3 separate regions of the Mus musculus genome follow, and regions 1 and 3 are each linked to region 2. Evidence: chromatin contacts called from ENCODE Hi-C or POLR2A ChIA-PET data. All regions are on one chromosome and are shown on one strand. Each heading gives the region's core, a stretch centred on a gene start or an enhancer-like site at or near the end of the contact. The rest is flanking DNA. Distances are from core to core; before and after follow the strand shown.

Region 1 (2,946 bases), core at 37-2,536, 46 kb before region 2:
GCACAAACCTAACGTCAAACGTCAGAATGCTATGATTAACAGTGTGGTGTGAGCCATCTGCCAAAAAAAGCTCAGGTGTGCCCCTCATTAGACGCCGGAGACAGAACGAGTGTAAAGAGGAATTCTCTCTACTCCGGGGCAGCCACGGTTCCTTTTAAATGCTAACTCTGTTCTTTATTTAAAAGGAACCACAAAATGCTTCACAACATCTATTTTTTTTTTCAAACCTAAAACTGAAAATTCGATTCCATAAATATGTCTCTCTGCCTCTGGGATTTGTGTTTGCATTTTCTTGTTGGCAGATGTCTCCTGCCATTCTCTCTGACTCCAGAGCCCCTTGAGAGCCCCTGTCAAACCTGTCTATCCGTGCACCGTGGGGAGGTGACCGCTGCCCTCAAAGGCAGCCTGCTGAGGCCACTGTCTAGCATGTCGGTCAGTCCTGCCTAGGCAGCCGCTCTTAGGTGTGGGTGCCATTCTTTGCTTTAGTATCTGACGTTCACTGTCTCACCACATCACTTCTCTTCAGGAACTGGAACCAGAGCCTCTTATGGGCGTGCACTGGTTATGTTTTGCAGGGAGGCCTTGGGACCACTCACCTCACCTGCTGGCAAACACTAAAAGGCAGCTTCCCCTGATGTTCTCAGGATGGGCCAAGGGGAGAGTTGCACAATTCTGTAGATGTGTGAGAAAAAGCCATGACATAAACTATACACTCAAAAAGGAGGGGATTTAACATTATGCAAATAAAGGTGGGTTAGGCTAACAAGATGGCTCAGTAAATAGGTGTAAAAAGAATCTACTTCCAGGTATTCTGGTCTGGTGTCACCCGGACTGCTTTCCCTGACTGGGACAATCTGTCTCTGGTAGGAGTGAGGGGCCTGGAGGAAGAGGAGAGGGGAAAAAGGCATTCCAGATTTGGGGGCAGCAGAAAGATGGGGGAGTGGCTGAGCAGGGCAAGGAGAACGTGTTGATCCACTCACCACTGGCTTTTGCCTCAGCACCATGATCTAACCAACTCTGTGGTCCACGGGGGTTGAATGCTGGCAACTGCTGAGGCAGGGTGTGGGACACAGGCAGAACTCAGGCCCCAGAGAGCCCGAGCTGCCAATCAGCTGCTCTGCTTATCAGCCTAGCGACAAGGGTGTGTGCATAACTAAATTCCTCACCTATAAATGGGAATGACACCGGCACACCCAACGCACACTGTCATTTCCACACTTTAAAATGTATTCAAAGGCTGGCACAGGAGCAAGCCTTCTCTAGCTCCTCCTCTGCCCTCAAAGCAGACAGAACGGCGGCCCTTGCTGGCACAGCTACCCTACAAGCCGTCATCTGTCTCCTGGCTAACACCAGCCCTACATCAACCTGAAAGACAACACAGTTCTCAGAGAAGCAACGCGCTTCCCCGGGGTCACCATACACATCTTTAAGGTCCCAACCTTCCCTAGAGCCCAGAGATGGCTGGACGAAGCCAGAGCTGGAGTTTGGAGGACCAAAGGCTCCTTCCTGCTGCTGATGTAATGAGGTGGAATGGGGAGGGTCTTCACAGGCAGGAACTACCAAGCAACCTGGTGGACAAGGAAGGGCCACCATGTCATTCATGCTGGTGACAGATGCTCACGGGCCAGGGTCAAGGACATTTCTTTTTTGGTGTACAATACAAAAACAAAACAAAACAAAAAAAGGTGGGCATGGTACCAGCTAGAGCCCAGAAAGAATGTCCTGCCTACTTCTACTGTACCAGGAAGCTGCTGCTAACACTCCTAAGGTCATGCCATGGAGTGAATGGCTCTTTTAAAAGTCCCATCCTAGGCTGGTCACTGGGTATACATACCTTTCCTCCAGTTGTAAGACATCTTAGGTACTGTCCCAATCAGGAAAAAAGGACAGCTAGACCCCAGGCTGTTGAGGCCAAAGAGCAGCTCACAGACCCTTGGCCTCAGCCCACCCTGCAGGTATGGTTCTCTTGTTTGTCTTAGCACCTCAACTACTTTGAGGATCCAAACAAAGAATGAACAAATGGAGGCAGCACAAAGAGCAGTGTGACAATACATAAGGGCGGCCACACCACCTGGGTCACCTGGGAATTACCTGTGACACCCAGAAGGTGGCAGGAGGATTTTGCCATTTTACAGACTTACGCAGTGTCCCAGGGCCCTTGCTGGCCAGGTGCTCTAAGTCCGGTGAGGGGCATGGAACCACATAGGGGACCACGGGACCACTTATGGAACAAACACAAACATCACAGGGTCCCTGAGGGGACACACTGGCTCCCCTAAATGTGCTTACTTCCCAATCTAGGCACACACGCACACGCATCACAGTGGAGTCCGATACCATGGTTACAGAGAAATCGTGCCTGCAAAGCCCATCACAGCTTCCACTCCCAAAGTCAGCCCAGCCCTCTCTGATGGGACAAAGCACAGGCCATCTCTGTCTCCGCAGGCACATCTGAGGCTGGAGAGGGAAATGCATGCTTGGCTTATAGCCTCGGGACGACAAACCACTCTCTAAAATTGCACCAAAACCACCACATGTTCCCCTGCGCCGCCTCCAAGCTGGTATCCAGAGCTGTGGCTAACAGCTGTCCAAACTGATGGCATTGCCCAGGCGCTACAGGAGGTGGGGGTGGGGCTCATACACTCACCAGACAGCGGGTCTTTGCCAATCATCAAGACATTGGGCAAATTCATTACGATCAGCTGCTGGAGAACTTCCTACAGAGACACAGAGAGAAAGATACCGTTAGGAACAGAAGAGTAAAGAGCCTCTGGGTAAGTAACAGCTAATAAGGCCACTGGATAAGTGTGCAGCCACGACACAACAACTGTAAAGACCCAAGATGATAGGATAAGCCACTTGACAGAGTGTAACTGGCCTGTCCTGCCCATCAAATAGAAAGGATGGCTGCATATGCAGAAGCTTGGGGGGCGGGGGGGGGGGCGG
Region 2 (3,135 bases), core at 122-2,621:
TGGATTACTGAGTGTGACACCTCCATCAGTCCCAGCTGAGTGGGTACATGTAAAGGCTGATCCAGTTTTATTTTGTTCCAAGTGCCTGTGACTCATACTGTCACTCACTTCCAATAGGATCCCCGAAGCTTCTAAGTTAAACACAGAATGGAGGGGTAGGAGCCAACACCTAAGTGGTGCTAAGATGTCAGACAGACAGGCTCTGCAGAACTCCACAACGGATGTGGTCAGAGGTGCGGCCGGCAAGTAGTATCTACGAGACCCTGTTTAAGCCCAAGCAAACGTTCTAAACAGCCAGCCTGCCTGCCTGCCTGTGTGCCTTCTAAACCCAATTCACACAAGGACGATTAATGACTGCATCTGCCCCAACAATTGGGAAGAGAAGGAGATTCAGAAGCCCAGTTCCCAAGCCACAGTGAAACTGCGTTCACACCGCGATGCTCCAGACCCAGCGGACATTTCCTGTAACCAACCAGACCCTCTTTACAGTTCTGTGTCCCTCCAAAAAGAAAAGGGACTTTTGGTGTCAGCACTCAGACTACCATCAAGTGCCCGAGTTTACAAATGAGTCAACCGCAAATTTCCTTAGCTCGAATGAGGTGCTGGGGGATGGGGGGGTCCAACGGCCCACCTGAACGGAATCCCTCCCTGGCCATCCGGCATTCACGCTACAATCTTAGGTTTCTTAAAGTATCCTCTCTGAAGAGGCAACTTACATTTGCAGCATGATTTGATTCAAAAAGATGCCGTCCACTAAATCCATGTACAGAGTCAAGTTGTCCTGGTGGCCGCTTCCAAACGATCCAAAAGTTTTCACCTGCGGGGAGGCAAAAGCATGTTGGTCTGACGCTGGGGGACAAGGCAGGCCAGGGAGGTCACCAACCACCGTGGTACTCTTCGCAGGCAGCAAGCCTACCCTTCCCGAACCGCGGTCCTTTCCCGCCTCCGGACAGGACTTCTGGCTAACTTTTCTCCAGCGTCCCAGAACGCGAGGAAAATAGAGAAATAAATAAAAAGGACTTTTCAACAAAATCCTCACGTCTCAGACGCACAGGAAGGCAGCACGCTCAGCCCGCCGGTCCACGGTCCCACTCTGCGCCCCTACCGCGGGTCTCTGAGCTTCAGGAGGGGTCACCCCCCTTCCCCGCCCCCACGGCCGCCGGGAACAGGTGCGCGTTCCCGAGTGGGAAGCCGTGGGGACGCCCACCCGACACGGAGCCTCCCGGTCCCCGGTGCCGCTCCGAGCGCTCACCCAGGTCACCAGAGGGCTCTGCAGAAACAGCTCAACGAGCTGCGACACCGTCACGTCCATGCTGAGCCGCGGCCGCGCCGCACAAAGCGGCTCCGGCAGCCGGCGGCGGGCGCGGGAGACAAAGGCGGGGCGCGAGCCCACGGTGCGCGGCTGCGGCCCCGCCCGCCCGGGGAGAGCGAGAGGTGGGGGCGAGGAGGGGGAGGGAGGGGCGACGCGGTCCCTCCTCGGTCGCCCGGTGCCCTGCGCAGCCTAGCGGAGAGGAGCCGCACCGGGCCGGGTGCGCGTTGGGGGAGCGGGGACGGGAGTGGGGCGGGGCCTCAGCACGTGGCGGCCCGAGTGCGCGGGCAGGTGCAGCCTGCGCGCGCAGACCTGGGCCCGAGAGGAAGAGGCTTGGTGTAAGCCTCAGACTGCAGGGTTGCGCATCAGTGCATCTGCTTTGCCGACTCCCCGGCTTCTCCCTTCCTGAAGTTCCTTCAGGATGGATGCTGGCGGTGTGGCCGCCCCACGCGTGTGCGCCCCTGCTATGGCTCTACCCTCCCTCCACCATAGCACGCCGTGCGGGAGAGCCCGTCCCGGCCGCAGTGCGCAGCGGCAGCTTTGAGCCTGGGCTCCCAGCGCGATGGACGCCGTGCCCCCTGCTGGCGGGGGCTGTGTGCTTGGAGGCCTGCAGCCCCACGTTCTCACCACTTCCTGGTAATAACTTCGCTCCCCGAGCTGGGCCATTGTTGCATGTACTCTTGTCTTGACGAGTTTAATCCTCACTGCGATGCGGGAATGTTAACCCGAAGCCCCTGGCACACTCCTAGGGAGAACACACCAGGTACTCAATGACTACCCTTTGGCTAGTCATTTTGCAGCGTAGCTTTTTCACGTATTAGGGATGTGACATCTGCTGATGACATGTGGTATTACAGTTCTGCCTGGTTGGAAAGCCTGTTAATAAATAGACTGTAGCCCCCAGTATACTGGCAAGGTTCCAAGAAATGTGGAAGTCAGAATAACAAATAAAGGGTGGAGGTGGGGGGGCTTCTGCAATGAAGAGCATTTGCTTCTATTCCAGAGGGCCTGGGCTTGTTTTCCGGCACTGACAGGATGGTTCGCAACTATCATTAAGTTGAATTTCAAGGCCTCTGAGGGCACCAGACATACATATGGTATACATTCATAAAGGCAGAACACTAAAACTCATAAAAAGTAAAACAAATCTTACCCAAAAAAGTGGGGTGGGAATGATGGTACAGCTTTGTAACCCCAGTACTGGGGAGATGGAGGCAAAAGGATCTTCAAGTTATCCTTGTCTACATAACAACTTCAGAGCTAGCCTGGGCTCAATGACATCCTGTCTCAGGCCATGGCAGTCAGTTCTGGTTCCTGTAATCACAGAATTTGGTGGGGCTGAACCAGGAGGGCCTTGAGTTCCAGGCTAGCCTGGGCTACATAATGAAGTTGATGACTGCATGTGGTGGATAGGTAGCATAGGCTACCCTGTTTGGAAGAGTAAGGACTGTCTTTGTGGGTTTGATTTCTGTACCAATCTAATTAAAAAAAAAAAAATCCTGGGCTGGAGAGATGGCTCAGAGGTTAAGAGCACTGTCTGCTCTTCCAGAGGTCCTGAGATCAAATCCCAGCAACCACATGGTGGCTCACAACCATCTGTAATGAGATCTGGTGCCCTCTTCTGGTAGACAGAAGAATACTGTATACATAATAAATAAATAAATCTTTTAAAAAATCCTTCTAGCTATTTAATAAGCATATTATTTCAAGTGAACAACTGCATCAAACAACTGCACTGTGACTATTGTGAGACATTTTATTCTAGTGTGTGAATAATTTCTCCCCTGATATTGGCAGTCCCTACATAGCAACTCTGGGAACTTTTC
Region 3 (2,910 bases), core at 47-2,546, 55 kb after region 2:
CTAAGGGGTGTGTGTGTGTGGGGGGGGGGGGAGCAGATCGTTTCCGTTAAATGCCTTTCTCAAGGTCACGACGGTGCAAAAACCACCGGGGAAAGAGGATCTCAGGTCTCCGACCTTTCTGCACTGGAAAGGCAGCACGGCGCAACGTGCTCCGCTCTGCTCGAAATCCCAACGCCACAAGGTTTTCGGGTTAAGGATGGACACCCCGAATGCTCTCCACCGAGCTCCACCGGACTTGGGTACCCCGTGGCGTTCCCGTCCGCACTCCCGCCGTCCCAGTCCGAGCGCCACTGCTCTGAGAGGGGCCAGTGAGGGTCACTTACCGTCGCTCTCCGCCCTGACGAGCAGGGACATGCCCTTCAGCCTCTCCACGTAGCCGGAGGACACATGGCCAGTACCCCGGTCGTCCCACTGCCGGTCCTCGTTGAGCGTGTAGACCTTCACCCGCCGTCGGGTGTCGGTCATCGTGCCGGCCGGGGGCCCCGCCCGAGTGGCCCAGGGACAGTGTCCAGAAAAGGCGGGCGGCCGCAAACGGGGAACTCCGGGACCTCAGTGCCACCGCTGGCCGCCGCGGAGCTGCGCCGCCGCTCGCATGGCCCGCTCCCGGGTCCGAGCCCCGGGCCGCCGCCTTCTCTCGTCTCCTTCTCCCCGGCGCTATTGTCCAGGCCGAGCGAGCGCGGCCGCCCAGCAGCCCCGACAGGGAACGCGCAGCACTACGCAGCCTACCGGCCCGCCGTTCCAACGAGGTGCGGCTCGGTTCACAGACCCGCTCCGGCCTCCACCATGACCTCCGCAGAGCCGCTTTCCCGCGCCGCCGCCTCCTCAGGCCGCCGCCGCCATGTTTTCCTCCCTTGTACCTGGCCCAGCCGCTGCAGCAGGAAGCCCCGCTCCGCTCCTCCCGCTTAAAGCATCCGAAGCCGGTGAGGTAGCACTTCCCGGGAGACTCCGAACGCCTCTGGCCACCCGAGAACCCCTGGCTCTTCTTAGAAGCCGCCTTCCCTACTCCGCCGCCTCTTCCGTCTTCCTCACAGAGCCAAAGCCGCCGCCATCTTGGCTCGCCCCTCAAAAGCGGCGCGCGGGGCCACCTAGGCAGTAGCGGCAGGGGCGGCCCGCAAGCCCCACCACTTAAAGCGACAAGACGGGAGCCGGCAGCTTCGCTCCGGCCGAGGCCTTGCACCGAGGCGGGCGCGGAGCTGCGGGGGTGGCGGGAGCGGAGGAGGCGGGACGCGAGTCGCGCCGGTGACGGACCGGGACTCCCTCGCGCTGCCCTGCGCGTACTGTCGTGCAAGCGCGGGCTGCGTGTGCGTCCGTCGCACTTTGAATTCGTCATCACCTCGGCTCCGGGCGGGGAAGGGGTGTGGAGTCTGTTGGCGGCTTCTGGAGCCAGACTGGACTCTGATCCCGGAGCTCGTCCTTTCCCGTGCGAGCCTTCTCCGGACGCTTTAGGGAGGACCTTTGCAGTCGGCCCTGGGGGCGCGGGCTGCTGGCGTCCTCCTCGTCCTCCCCCCGCCCTCCTCCTCCTCCTCCTCTTCTTCCCTTGGCCTGAAATAGAGAAGTTTCTGAGAGAGGACCGTTTGGACCGCGAGGTTGGCGGGATGCAGTGAGGCACGCAATGGCCGGGCAAGTCTAAAACCCTCGACGCGGTGTTCACGCGTGGCACTGCTCCCCGGGATCATTCTGAGCACTCACCTCACAATAATCAGCGGTTATCTCCCTTTCTCTGTCGGTTATCAAAGCTGATCGTCTGTAGCCCTAGGCTGGTTTGTTTGTTTTTTTAAACAAAATAACAAAACACATCTTGAAGGGCTTGCAAAGATAAATGCCGTACTGTATGAATAAGATGAAATTCTTTGTTTTTTTGTTTTTTTTGAAACACAGCCTCACAATGTTGCTCTGACTGGCTGAAGCAACGTATGCGAGAAGCTGGGATCTTTCTTAACCCACACCAGAGACAAGTGCTCGCAAAGACATACCTGAAATCATTCACCAACAAAACTCGGAAGCATGTAAAAACAAAGCAGTTGCTGTTTCTAAATACCAGAATGCAATCCTTTCAAGCATCTAGATGGAGCCCATGAGCTCCAAGCAGAGCAGGTTAGCAGTATGGCCCTCTATGCTGATTATTTTATAGCAATGCTTCTAACCTTCCTAAAATGCTCTGACTCTTTTATAACACAGTTTCTCTTGTTGTGGTGACCCCTCCCTCACTATAAAATCATTTTGTTGCTACTTCGTAACTGTAATATGCAGGATATCTGCTGTGTCCCGTGTTTGACCGCCAAGGGATCGAGACCCACATGTTGAGAACCACCTTTTTAAAGGCCCTTGGAGACTGACTAGCAGAGCTTACACAGTGAATAGTTTCTTATCTGCCTTGACTCTTTACCCATCAAAGAAGAAACTGTTGCTTTCATCCCTCTGAAACTGTTTTGCTGGAGTACAGAACCCAATAGAACACACCTAGCCAGTCTCAGTATTTTGTCTCCTGGCTTATTCTGATGATGGAAATCATTTACAAACTATTTTGTGTCTTCCAGAGCTTTCCTAAATTGCTATGATCCGGGTCTTCCTCTCCTCTATAAAGTGTCCTTTAGAGACTTTGAATCAGGGTACACCAGGATTTGTACTTCTCAGAATTTCAGAATTGCCAGCTTGTGTTTGGGAACAAGTACTGTGAGGAAATAATTTATTTGGCGTATACTTCTAGGTCACAGTCCATTGCTGAGGGAAATCAGGGCAGGAACTCAAAGCAGGAGCCTGAAGCAGAAACCATGGAGGAATGTTGCCTGTTGGCTTGCTCCCCTCATACTTAGTTTTTTTTTATAAAGTCCAGGACAACCTTACTCAGGGAATATTGCCACCTGCCATGGGCTGGGTGCTCCTACGTCAACTAACAAGCCCCCCCCCCCC

The links. A loop is a pair of places that touch in the nucleus more often than their neighbours do. ChIA-PET counts read pairs that join two places held with the same protein, here RNA polymerase II (POLR2A).
Region 1: a loop to region 2 is called in a map of left cerebral cortex, with 3 times the contacts of the local background. The contact joins the enhancer-like site here to the promoter of Ccdc88c in region 2. A Hi-C loop is called at or near these places in 9 of 37 maps with a recorded cell type or tissue (CH12.LX, T-helper 17 cell, heart and 1 more). POLR2A ChIA-PET finds 5 or more read pairs at or near these places in 4 of 5 experiments (Patski and embryonic stem cell).
Region 3: POLR2A ChIA-PET joins it to region 2 with 22 read pairs in Patski. The contact joins the promoter of Ppp4r3a here to the promoter of Ccdc88c in region 2. POLR2A ChIA-PET finds 5 or more read pairs at or near these places in 2 of 5 experiments (Patski and embryonic stem cell).

Annotation. Positions count from the first base shown.
Region 1 is chr12:100,981,253-100,984,198 of GRCm38, forward strand. Ccdc88c (coiled-coil domain containing 88C) reads right to left here. Exons shown (of 30, transcript NM_026681.5): 4 at 2,648-2,717. Among named protein-coding and RNA genes, the nearest start is that of Gm36756, 3.9 kb to the right of the region's middle. Within about 2 kb of position 1,287, at least 2 of the 3 ENCODE cell types and tissues checked have a DNase peak (open chromatin) inside an H3K27ac peak, as active enhancers do; they include left cerebral cortex, where a contact is called at or near this core.
Region 2 is chr12:101,027,520-101,030,654 of GRCm38, forward strand. It overlaps Ccdc88c (coiled-coil domain containing 88C), which reads right to left and starts at 1,372. Exons shown (of 30, transcript NM_026681.5): 1 at 1,253-1,372; 2 at 717-817. The coding sequence starts at 1,312.
Region 3 is chr12:101,082,406-101,085,315 of GRCm38, forward strand. Ppp4r3a (protein phosphatase 4 regulatory subunit 3A) reads right to left here and starts at 1,297. Exons shown (of 15, transcript NM_211355.2): 1 at 324-1,297. The coding sequence starts at 465. It overlaps D130020L05Rik (RIKEN cDNA D130020L05 gene), which reads left to right and starts at 46. Exons shown (of 2, transcript NR_038050.1): 1 at 46-2,094.